Regions from separate parts of the Homo sapiens genome. Here region 2 is linked to region 1. Evidence: chromatin contacts called from ENCODE Hi-C or POLR2A ChIA-PET data. All regions are on one chromosome and are shown on one strand. Each heading gives the region's core, a stretch centred on a gene start or an enhancer-like site at or near the end of the contact. The rest is flanking DNA. Distances are from core to core; before and after follow the strand shown.

Region 1 (6,261 bases), core at 1,840-4,339:
AAGGAGAAATCCTTGAGGGGATGGATACCCCATTTTCCATAATGTGATTATAACACATTGCATGTCTGTATCAAAACATCTCTTGTACCATATATATATATATATATATATATATATATATATATATATATATATATATATATATATATATATATACACACATATATATATATACACATATATATACACACTTACTATGTACACTCCCCCCTCCACACACACACATAAGAATCAAGTTTCCTATTATTTTGAAAGCTGTGAGATACCAGGAAATACACGGATAATGGAAAAGGATATTGATTCATAAGCTGGGATGGTAGGAGCTGGAAGTAAGTGGGGCCGAAGAGAAAAGCACACTTGCCTTACATGCTTCTGTAAAAAACAGGCTACTCCTTGGCTCTGGATTGAAGGCCTCCTGTCTGGACTCTCTGAGAAGGGAGGGTTTTAAATTGCTGAACTATTTTTAGGATATCTTAGTTGCTTATCTTTCCCCAGGTCTTCTGACCTCTTACTCCACTCATCAGCAGGTAGAGTAGAAAGAACACTGCCCTGGGAATCAGAAGCCAGCTCCATTGTTAAATTCCTTTGTGAACCTGGGCAATTCCCATCCCTGGCCTTCAGTTTCCCCATGAGTAAAATGAAGATATTTATCTAGATTCTTACTAGAACTCCAAGTGGGCTTCCATGTTTAACATTCTAGAATCTAATATTATCCCCACCTTGAATAAATTTCTCCTGTCACTCTCTTACTAACATGGTGGTCATGTAAGCCAATACTCTGAAATCCCAGCTTTTGGTAGCTCTCAAGAAAGGAGATGGAGAACCCTAAAGTCCATCTGCAAGTGAGTCCCTGAAATCTGTTGGGCAGCATCACCCAGCTCATCAGCCCATTGTGCTCTAGGTGTCTAATATCCACTTTCATATTCCATTCCACCTATCCCATTCCTTCTCAAATCTCATGAACATATTAATATTTGAGCAGACTTCCATGCAACATTTGTTAAGTTCCACTTAATATAAATTAGCCCTGCCTGAAATTCTCATTGCATGTTCTTTTATTAAATTCCTCTACAAGGCAGGTCTCATCTTACTCCTCCTCTGTCTCTACCCTTACAGTGTTCATGCAGTACCCCAAGTGTACCGATGCCACAGTGCTCACCAGCACATGCTGATCCCTTTTCTTATACTGGGGAAGCTGCCACAAATTGCTCATGGAATACAGAATATATATGACAGGAATATGAAAAGGAAGCTCTATGTCCAAACCATCCGGTGAGAAAAAGGTGGAAAGGAACTGGCTGGAGAAAAGAGAGAAGGGCATTATTTGATAAGGAATGTCCAGACAAACTAGGATTAAACTAGACTTCCTGGAAATGCAGTAGTCTAGTAAGGATTTTGGTTGAACATCATCTGCCCCCCATTCAGAGAAGGAGTAATGCAAAACAAAGCAAAACAAAACACAACTTTTTTCTAGTCCTGTTATCCCACTGATTTTATCACCAGCATACTAGGTTGTAGCTACTCACTTCTTACTCTTGAGGAAAAAGATATTTTTCTATGCAGGTTTTTACACCTTTCCCTAAATTTATACATATATACATGCACCAGCAAAATTGAGGGATCTATAAAGAGAATATTGTGTAAAAGTATCTGTTTCTATCTCCATGTTACCTAGTTTCAAGTTAAACATTTGCAAGAATTTGCCTTTTTTTTTTCTTTTGCTACTGCAATGACAATCACTCACAGTCATGTTGGGTACCAGTATGCAAAAGCTTAGAGAGACTCTCAATTTGAAGACTTCCTTTAGTCCAGTTTACTTCTGATATTGACTGCTGTTTCAAATTTATTGAAGTCCATATAACGTGTCTCAATTATCTCTAGACGCAGCTTTTATTAAGCAAATTCTGCAGCCCAGAGTCTCCACACTCAATTAAGCACCACAGGTAACATAAAAACCATATCAATTCTCAAAATAGAAGTTCACCCAGGATGTTATCTAGTTAATTTTAGAGGCGAGGGATGGGGAGATGTTATTAGAACTGCATTTTGTAGAATGTATTATATGCATAATAATTGTTATTCACCCACCCATAAGGTAGTTACTGTTACCCATAAATTTACAATGAGATAACAGAGGTTAATTTGTCCAAAGTCAAAAGTGGTAACCCATTATGTAAATGAAAGTTTGCCTTTACCTAACTTCATGATTATTTTCTGCCTCCAAGTTATCGCATTCATTATTATCCTTTCCTAAACTGCCCCTTCTGCTGCCAGACACATGTGTCTTATCAATAAGGTAACGAGCCATGAATTGGGCATAGAACTGAGGCCAGAATCCAAGATGCCTGACTCCAAATCCAGTTGTTTTAGGGCTCTGATTTTTTTTTTCATGTTTTATGTTTCTCTGATAACTCTCTGATTTTATCCATCCTTAAAACTTCCACATTCGTTTTTTCCTCCTCTTCAAGGGGTTGTTGCTGAGCTGTGTCTGAGACAAGTCCACTCAGCTTCTCCTCCAAACCCCAGTCCCCACCTACTCTAAAGCCCATCGCTGTCCCAGCCTCAGACCCAGCTCTGAAGCAGAGACTGATGTGGCCAGAGAGGTCTCCAGGGGACCTCCACCTGAAGAAGGTATGGAGACCCTTTCTTCCCTAGTCATATGGAGACCCTTTCTTCCCTAGTCATATTCAACGCAAGGAATACCCATCCATAGGAATGAAGAAGATTCAAGGAGAAAAAAAAGCAAGGTTTAGGGGAACTGGCAAAGAAGAAGAAAGCAGGAGTTGGAGTCTTACAAGAAGGAGTGGAGGGCAGGGTCTAGAAGTAGGACAGAAGAGTAACTACCATGCCCTCTCTGAAGCTCACTCACCTTCATCTTCTCCTGCTTGGGACTTGTTTGCACAAAGCAGGCTAGGAGAAGGGGAAGCAGATGGACGACCCTTAACTGTGTAGTCATGACTAGTGTTTGTAGATTGCTAGTCTGGGGGCCTGAGGTCTTTGCCCACCTCTGCAGTCTTTTGGTATCTTGGCAGGGACTTAGCCCAAGCCCCCACAGGCCAGTCACAGGGCTGCAAGGATTCCCGACGCATGAGGTCGGGGTGAGGATCACAGAACTCAAACCACATCCTGTCCCACACACACCCCCGTGAGCACTCAGCGCTTACCACTGCAATGAGGACCTGGGACTCATAAGTTCTGGGAAAATTATAAATGGGTGATAGCAAGCCCTCTGAGGTCCTTAAACACGGCTGTCTGTTTTTCCTCAATGTATGGAAGTGTCTAGATGCTGATGCAACCTCCCAGTAAAGTCACTGCAAAAGGGTTGGTCTAGACATTTCAAATGTTATTTCTAATATTATTTGAGCTTAAAAATAAATCAAAGAATGGGCCGGCCATCTAGGATCTCTCAAAAAGAGTTAGGAGGAAACTGGCTCGAGGAGGGGAAATAGTCACAATGTATGCGAAGGACAGCAAATTAATACAAATCCTTAGAAATGATTTCAAGTGCTTATATATCAGTAAGAAAAAACTACCAGACCAACAGAAAAAAATGGGCATGAGGCAGAAAATCAAATGGCATCTGTGGTAGGATACAGTGTTCTCTCTCACCAATAATCAAAGAAGTATAAATACGAAAAGACACATTCCACACTTATCAGATTGGCAAAAGTTAAAAGGAATGGTGATTCCCAGCCTGGGCTCCGTCTGGTATAGGAGTCTCTTACACGATGGGTGGGGGAATGGCGAATACTAATGTTGCCAACTTTCTGGACAATAATCTGACATTCTGAATGCAGTGCTTTAAAAAAGTAAATAACTTTTAAAAAATAATATATTTACAAAAATTGCAAGCATTCCTCTTTTTTTTCTATTTTTTTTAACTTTTATTTTAAGTTCAGGGGTACATGTGCAGGTGTGTTATATAGGTAAACTTGTGTCATAGGGGTTTGTTCTACAAATTATTTCATCACCCAGGTATTAAGCCTAGTGCCCAGTAGTTATTTTTCCTGATCCCCTCCCTCCTTCCACCCTCCACCCTCTAATAGGCCCCAGTGTGTGTTGTTCCCCTCTATGTGTCCAGGTGCTCTCATCATTTATCCTCCACTTATAAGTGAGAACATGTGGTATTTGGTTTTCTGTTCCTTCATTAGTTTGCTAAGGATAATGCCCTCTAGCTCCATCCATGTCCCTGCAAAGGACATGATCTTGTTTTTTTTTATGACTGCATAGTATTCCATGGTGCATATGTACCATATTTTATCTAGTCTATTATTGGTGGGCATTTAGGTTGATTCCATGTCTTTGCTATTGTGAATAGATAGTGGCAAGTACTACTCTTAATAGCCTGGAAGCCCAGAGCCCAAGAAGAATCATGGAAATGAGACACAAGTCCCTCTAAAAATAAAGTTGCTTTGCCTTTCAACTGGTATACAAGCCCCATTCATTCAGCAACAGTTTCCAATGACCTCTCAGTAGTCTTGGCTAAAATTTTAGACTATATGAATTGATGAATGCAGGCCTGGAGCCCCGGGAATTTCTGGGTTTCTCACATAAATAACATAGTTAATCACTGCTGACTTCACAGGAGATGGACCAAGACATTCTTCCCTTTTGTCTACCATACAGTTTTAATTTTTGGACCCCTAGCACTAATATTTAATTAATCATGCTCCTAAGTTCACAATCATTTGTCCTTGCAAGTCCCCTCTCTTGTTTTATTTATTATTTATATCCTTTGCTTCCCAAACTCCACTTTCCTTCCCCTCACTATCATAAGTGTATTTAATATGTTTAATATGCATATTATTTGTATTCTTGAACAATTTATATATTCCTCATTAGATTATTAGCTCTTTAAAATTAAAAAAAATTAGTTACTCATTTTTTCCCCCTATTTGGACCTGAGTTTCAAAGGGTTGAATTATACTCTTAAATTTATGGCATTTGTCGTCATTAGGCTGTGCAGGGATTCTCTCACATTAATTAAAAAAATTTTTTTGTCCCCAATCCACTGGCATTTTCCTACCTTTTAGAGAGAAGGAGTGGCAAAGGAACAGATATTACAGACTGGAAAGTGTTGGTGCGTTGGCTGTTTCTAATGCTTTGAAACTACAAGAAAGGAGTGAATTCAGGAACTTAATGGGCTCTAATGAGATAAAGAAATGCTGAAAAATCTGTGGATTAGTGAAAAGGCTCAGGGTTGTTTCCCTCACTGCTCTTCCCACACATCTCCCCTCCTCCCATAAGATTGGCACTGCCAGCCCAGCTTTGCTGAACTTTCATGTTTAGGAAATGATAAATTCTTCCTCTCCAGTTCTAAGTTTGTTTCCAACCAGCCCCCTCCACCAGCCCTGCCTCTTCCAGGTTCACACAAAATCCTGCCTCCACCTCCTTGTAACTGAAGTCTAAGTGAGGTTTAATTCTTGAAGTCTCACTGGGTTTAATTTTCCACCAGTCTCGGGGAGTCTGGGCATTCAAGAGCTCTCTTGGAAAACAGAAGCTTTTGGTTATCTCAGATTTCTGATCTCTTCTTAGAGCCCTTTAATCTAAGAGCCCTCTAATCTAAGGGGAGGAGCCCATGCAATGCCTCACCCTGCCACAAAACACCCCAAGCCCTTCAGGTTTCCTGCTTTGTGGTACCTCCTGGCCCCAGATGCTGACTCGCCTGCCCGTCTCCCCTCTATCACAGTTCAAAGAACTGTGGAGATCAAAATATCAAACCTCATTCCTTCCCAAGTTATGTGACTTTGGGCAAGCTGCTCTCTGTGCCTCTGGCCCTCATCTGTAAAACTGCTAGAATAATATGAACTTCATAGGGCTAATTTTAGGGGAAAAAAAGAGATTAGTTTAAACTTACCACTGGACCCAGCCCAAGAAAAACACCCAGAGTTAATTCAACAGATGAACAAACAGGTGCTCAAATAGAAAATCTGATTTACCCAAAGCCTGTGTTTAGAGATGGCTGCTCCTCCCTTGCTATTATAAATTCCTTACTTTCCTCACCACTTTATCTTTGCTTGTCACACAATAACTAACTTCTAGAGCAGAAGAGAAACTTTCATCATAAACTATGCCTCAATGGTCAGATCAAATGGCCTTCTCAAGCCCCTTGTTCCATTGTTTCAGTTTCCCTGGAGGCAAGATCTCTGTTCAGGGAGCTCATGCTCAGCAGGAGGCCACATGGAGGGACTTCTTGTCATCATCCCCTGATTGTCTCACATAGTAGCTGCCTCCCAGCCAGAGCCACATATCAAATCCCTG
Region 2 (6,261 bases), core at 2,652-5,151, 61 kb before region 1:
AATCAGGTCTTGTCCATTACCTTAATTTAGAGGCTTGGGATAAAGTCTGAGTTACTGGTTTGAGCTAGGATAAGTGGATGCTTGACGATGGATGTGATCATAATGATTACTTACAGTAACACAGGCAGGCTATGGTGTTGGTCGGAAGGATGGCTGGACTTATAAGCATCCCAAACAGGCAGAAGAGGCTGTTAGGCCATTAGGAAAAGGGAGAACACTTTGGGTGAGATCTCATCACGCTAACATCAACAAAGTGGAAAGAAGGTGGGGCCACACTAGCTAAGGCAACACCACAAGAAAATGTTATTTCCCTCTGCAATTAGCACCATTACAGACCATATGAAGTACAATCAAGCACACATAACGGGAGCCAAAATAATGCTTTCATGAATTTTGTAAACTTAGTTACAGAGTCTCTGTGTAACCAATGGTAATTCAAAATATGAGCTAATGAATTATTAATGGTTTAATGGACTTGGTGAAAGTAGGATTCGATTTGGTTTTTTGGTATGTATGCGAAAATCAAAATGTCAAAGTAAGAAATCTGAAAATAAATAATTGGATTTAAAGGTTGTCTCTTACATCATAGAAGAGATTAATTTGTACGAAACACAAATACTTGTTTCTAATTTAGTTCTTGTCCTCTCTGTCCTCTAGGGCACACCTTTCCCTCACCTTGACACCTCACATTTCCCACCTCATTCTAACAGCTAAATTAGTGTCTATAAGGAATTTTCCAGACCTTCCGGGTTTCATCAACTCTATCTCCAATTCAATCCTCGTCTACACACACAGTTCAGGGGAGGCAAGATAGCGGCTACATTTTCTGTTCTTGACCTTCAGCTCCAAGGGACTGTTTCCCGGATGCTTCGGACCGAGTGTTTGGTAGTGTCTGGGGAGGACTCGGTCAGGGAGCCCCCTCCTTTCACCCTGGTACTAGGAGCTGAAGAGGCGAGATGCCAGGCGAACGGCTGAAGGCAGAGGTCTTTTTACCCCCATCTCCCTTGTCTCCCACACAAGTTGTAGGGCCCCTCCACCGTGTCTGGTCCTGAATTGGGAATGCCAGCTCCCAGCGCGGCGAGGCCCAGGTCCGGTCCTAGGTGAGTTTTTCTCTCCGGCTGGAAGACTCGACGCCGTGGATACCAGGGACCCGAGCCCTCCGGGGCTGCTGGCTTTGGAGGGATTTCCAGACGTTGCAGTCGGGGTGAGCGGAGAGACTAAGAAGTACAGGGGACTAGAGAAAGCAGATGAGGGTGAATTGTCTCATCAAGATGGGGGATAGGGAAAAGGGGCGAGAAGTAACCCGGGGCGCAAGGTCCACAGCGAAAAAAAAAAAAAAAAACAAACAAAAAAACAAACAAAAGAAACACGCCCGAGACCAAGGCTCAGCCACTTTACACGCAGGACTTGGTTGTGGCAGCGAGGAGGGCTTCGAACCTAGGAAATTTTGAGGAAGCGTTTGTCTCCATCACAGGAATTGGGTTTCCACGTTGCTGCTGGAGCTTTTCGTAAGTCGATAAGAGCAGCATCTTTCTCTTTGTCTCCAAACCCGTGAATTTGATACGCTTTGAAAGCGTTCTTCTAGGCGAAAGAGCTTGGTACTTTCATGCTTGGATAGAAGGGGAGAGTTCAATACCGTGCACGCGACCACAAAGTTGTTTTCGACGAGAATTCGATGGGAAGCGGAGGAACGAATTTTTCCCACATTCAGAGGCCAAGCCAGGAACTGTAAAACGTTCACCTTTGAAAGGTCCCACCGAGATTCGAACTCGGATTGCTGGATTCAAAGTCCAGAGTGCTAACCATTACACCATGGGACCAACCACAAGGGTACAGTAGGTAAGTATAGTCGTGGTTAAATACCTCCTTGATAATAAACTTTCTAGTTCCGATCCGAAAGAGTTAGGTCAGGCTTCAGTGAGACTCACGCTGACAGGAAAGCTGACGCTTTGCTGCTGAAGAAGGAGTAACTGTCAAAATAAAATTCAGGGAGATCTCTTCACTCTTTCCTGCGCTTTTGTTGGGAGCATAAATTAGCTTCCAGAAATCAACCGGGGCAGATTTGTGAGGTCTGAAACTTAACAATTTAGAAAGTCCTCTTTAAGAAAAAGAACAGCTGTTATCAACATAAAATTATGGGTACTCTAAGGCCTGTATGATGTATCTGAGGATAAGCTGGAGTAGGGAGAGGAAGCTGTCTTAACTAATTTTCACTATACTAGCATACTTTTGCAAATCTTACAAAATATGTTTCATACAGAGCAACCTCTTCCCAAGGCCTTGGAAAGCACAGCGCAAGGAAAGGATCTTAACACACTTTAGCGAGACTCACGATAAACATCCCTCTGGGGTGCAGATCTTTTAGCAATATCTATCAAAATAGTCTCTTCTACAGCCACTAAAAAGAATGGGATAGACATGTAACACATGTTGGCTTGGCAGTTTCTGGGGGAGGATTTAAGTTTAAAACAAACCAAAAAAGCCCAGTAACTTGGTGAATTGTAGTCTAGTATGATTTAAGTTTTGCAAATTATAATGAGTTATAATTGTGACTCAGTTATATTTGTACATAATAATATTGTACTCAATTTTGTATGTACATTTTAAAAATAGGTTGGAGGTACATACAACAAACTCGGCATCAATTTTTCTGAGGAATGGAACTGAGGATGAAGAAACTTCACTTCTTGCCACGTTGACTTTTTAAATATTTGACTTTTTTTATAAGTGTCTATCACTGTTGTAGTAATTAACAAATGCAAATCTACAAAACAAAACAAACAAAACAGTAAGGCTCGTCAGTAAAGGACTTAGAAGTCATGCTTACTCCATGTTAACTGCCTACTGTGCTCAGCATGGCAGAGATCACTGCCTTGCAGAATGAGAAAAAGGTAGTAGAATCCCTGATTGCAAAGGATAGTTAGGGGGGGAAACAAAAGATAAGTTCAGCACGTTAAAAGTGACTGGGAAAATGATCTTTTCAGGGTTGGATGACACAGGCACACAGACAAAAATTTTATACAGAATTTTACTCAAGACCATTCACGGACTCTAAGCGTAAGATTTCTTTTTTATTTAGAGATTTCTAAAAGAGATGTTCTGATTATTCAAAGACTCTCTACTCAGAAATGCCAAAATGTGAGAAATCAACATGAGGACCACAGCAGAAGGAAACAGAGAATGGAGAAGGGAACCAGGCAGCAATTCAACAAATATTCCTTGGGCATCTCTGCGCTACCAGAGGTATGGAGGAACCCAGTGACTGCTTGAAAAGAATGTTCTGGTTACTCCACTCCAGTGATTCGCTAGGCGCTGATCAGCCGTCCAGATTTTGTTAGATTTCTGGGACCAGTTTCCCACAGTTGTTTAGTCACGGCTCTGTGCTCCGTGACTAAACAACTGAGGCTCATTCTCGGTGGTCTTGGTTTTCTAATCCGTAAAATGGAAACAATGGACTAACTCTTACATTTCTTTTTAAGTCTGATTTAGGGTGAAAGGGAAAGGTGAAAGTGGCCCGAAATTAACGAGGAAAGGCGGGGGACGATCCTACAGATTCGCTGACGTGGTAGTCCTTAGGGATGCTCCTCTCCATTTTGTTTCAGGTCGCTGCGGTGAGCACCACGGGTCTGAGTGCCAGCGATGGTTTATCACGGTGACAGGAAAACACAGACCAGCAGCATCTACTCCAGCACTACTCACACTGTGGAACTCTTTTCACCGTGATGCCAGATAACTAGGTAATTCCGGAGTTAATTCTCCGTCGTTTCCAGAGTACTTGCCTCCCCAGAATTACTGGTACCGTAGGTGTTTGCACAACCAGTGAGAAGACGGCACCACCTGGAATCCTAGAGCGGACCGGAAGTGAGCGTGGCTCACCGGGCCCGGCCGGAACCTACGGGCACAGCTGCGGGTGTGTCTGCGGAACCTCCACCTGAGCTGTAGAGTGTTTCCCTCGACCCACTAGTCTGGGTTCCACAGGGTCTGAGCTCCTCAGAGGTGGGAGCTGCGGCCGAGGGAAGGGTGCATGTGCGCGGCGACAATCGGGCCTCTTCCCCAGGCAGCTTGTGAGCCCCTCTCCCTCTCCGCCCTCGCCCAGGCTGCTCCGATCTTCGTTTCCTTGCCTAGGCTCATACACCCAGGCTTTATTTAGGGCCAAAGTATCCGTCATAACCTCGGTTTTCTGTCTCGCAAGTATCTTGCCGCTCAATTTGTGACCCTGAAGCTTTAGTGAGTCGCTCTGTGCTCACTATTTCTGGTCTTTTCAGAGGATGGCTTCACTTTCAATGGAATTGCCCGAGTAACTGCCCTGTGTTGTCACGTAAACAAGTCCTTTTAAACTGAGTCTGTAGTTGTCCTGTGTTGAGTGTTTTCTTATATCAAAAACTTTCCTGACCAAGAACAAAAAAGGAGCTCAAGTAAAATCACCCATTTGCCTAGACCCCAACTGGAGAGAACCTTTGCCTGAGCTGTCTAAGCTCGGGATGGAAGCAGTCTCTAGGGTCTTCCCAGCCTTGGCTGGCCAGGCTCCAGAAGAACAAGGGGAGATTATCAAAGTAAAGGTTAAAGAAGAAGACCACACTTGGGATCAGGAATCAGCCCTACGTAGGAATTTGTCTTATACCAGGGAACTCTCTCGTCAGCGCTTCAGGCAGTTCTGCTATCAGGAGACACCTGGGCCCAGGGAGGCTCTGAGTCAACTGCGGGAACTTTGCCGTCAGTGGCTGAACCCAGAGATACATACCAAGGAGCAGATCCTGGAATTGTTGGTGCTGGAGCAGTTCCTGACCATCCTGCCTGAGGAGCTCCAGTCTTGGGTGCGGGAGCATAATCCTGAGAGTGGAGAAGAGGTGGTGACTTTGCTGGAAGATTTGGAGAGGGAGCTTGATGAACCTAGACAGCAGGTGAGAAATTGGAGGTGCCATCTTCTGTGGAGAATTTGGGTGCATGGATCCAGAATGGAGTAATGGGAGTAATTTCGCGCTGGTGGTTGGAAACCCTGGTTTGGGGCATTATTTCTTATTTGATCACTGGTGTAGATGAATAGATGCGTGCATATGAGATAACAGTTTTTGTGTATGATACAAATAATTAAATGATTTAACCAAATGGAAAAGCTTGATCTATTTTTTACCAGTAGAAAATATATTTTATGTAGTGACTATGAGATTAAAGAAATATACAATAGTAAATTTTTTTTAAAAAATTACTGTCTTTTGAAGCTATCTAGGCTCTGTTACTAATTAGCTGTGTAACCTTGGGCATATTACACCTTCTCTGGGACATTAATGTCTTCATCTGTACAATGAAAATACTAATTGCATGATTTCCTTGGTTCTTTTCAGTATCTAGAGTTGGTATGTAAAATGTTTTGAGCTCAAAATTATTTTTAGAAGAATTTTAAAAGCTTTTTGCCATTACAGTGGAGTTGTTTCTAAAGGAGTATATTTGCCTTCTTTGACAGTAATTTTAGAACATTGTGGATATTGCCAGACATTCTTATATTTTTTAGTGATACTATTCATACATTTATCTGAACTCTTTCAGAATGTGAACCCTTTATGTATACAGTCTGATCTGTTAAAAACGCATGTTTCTGGAATGCAAAATCTTTTAAAATGAGGTCAGTATGCCAGAAATGAGTCAGTATAATGCTGAAATTGTGTAAGCTCATGTATGAGTTTTCCCAGCAAGTTGATGTTTGGGGCCACCAGGTGGGAGTAGCTGAATTCAGAGTATCTGATGTAGCTGAGCACAGCAAGTCCTGAATACATACAGTACTGTACATAATTCCCATTTGCCCCCACATCCTTCCTCTGGCTGTCTTGGAAGCACTTATTTACATTGTTCCCTCCCATCTTTGTGTATTTTTTGCTAAAGTTTTTTGTATTCCAGAAAAGGAGCAAGCAGAGGGTTTTGCAAGTGCCATAGAAGTGTGCTTGTGATAAAATTTCTGCTAGTGAGTATAAAAGAAGAAAAGCTTTAACAATTGAAGACAAGTTTGAAACTATACAGTGTTTTGAAAGAAAAGAAACTGTGAGATTGGTCATGCAACTGGCATAAAGGAGTAAATGTATGTACAATTAGAGACAATGATGGGAAAAATAAAATTATCTAGCTGGAACAACTGCCAGTGTTATGAAATCTGTTGGAACAAGGAATAAGGAAATGGAGGAAATGGAGCATTTGTTAAGTGTGTGGATTGAATACCAAACAAGGAAGCAATCCAATGCAGTCTTTCTCAGAGTTAAAGAAAATACCTTC

The links. A loop is a pair of places that touch in the nucleus more often than their neighbours do. ChIA-PET counts read pairs that join two places held with the same protein, here RNA polymerase II (POLR2A). Pooled maps may share reads with other maps.
Region 2: a pooled map shows a loop between it and region 1 (2.1-fold over the local background). The contact joins the promoter of SCAND3 here to the promoter of GPX5 in region 1. A Hi-C loop is called at or near these places in 1 of 168 maps with a recorded cell type or tissue (K562) and 4 of 50 pooled maps. POLR2A ChIA-PET finds 5 or more read pairs at or near these places in 8 of 52 experiments (H1, HEK293, HEK293T and 4 more).

What each region holds. Positions count from the first base shown.
Region 1 is chr6:28,522,709-28,528,969 of GRCh38, reverse strand. It overlaps GPX5 (glutathione peroxidase 5), which reads right to left and starts at 3,089. Exons shown (of 5, transcript NM_001509.3): 1 at 2,870-3,089. The coding sequence starts at 2,956.
Region 2 is chr6:28,584,938-28,591,198 of GRCh38, reverse strand. It overlaps SCAND3 (SCAN domain containing 3), which reads left to right and starts at 3,901. Exons shown (of 4, transcript NM_052923.2): 1 at 3,901-4,901. The coding sequence starts at 4,482. It overlaps ZBED9-AS1 (ZBED9 antisense RNA 1), which reads right to left and starts at 3,821. Exons shown (of 2, transcript NR_186619.1): 1 at 3,467-3,821; 2 at 1-1,970. TRQ-TTG2-1 (tRNA-Gln (anticodon TTG) 2-1) reads right to left here and starts at 1,820; the gene lies at 1,749-1,820. RefSeq lists enhancers at 1,234-1,913, 3,405-4,281.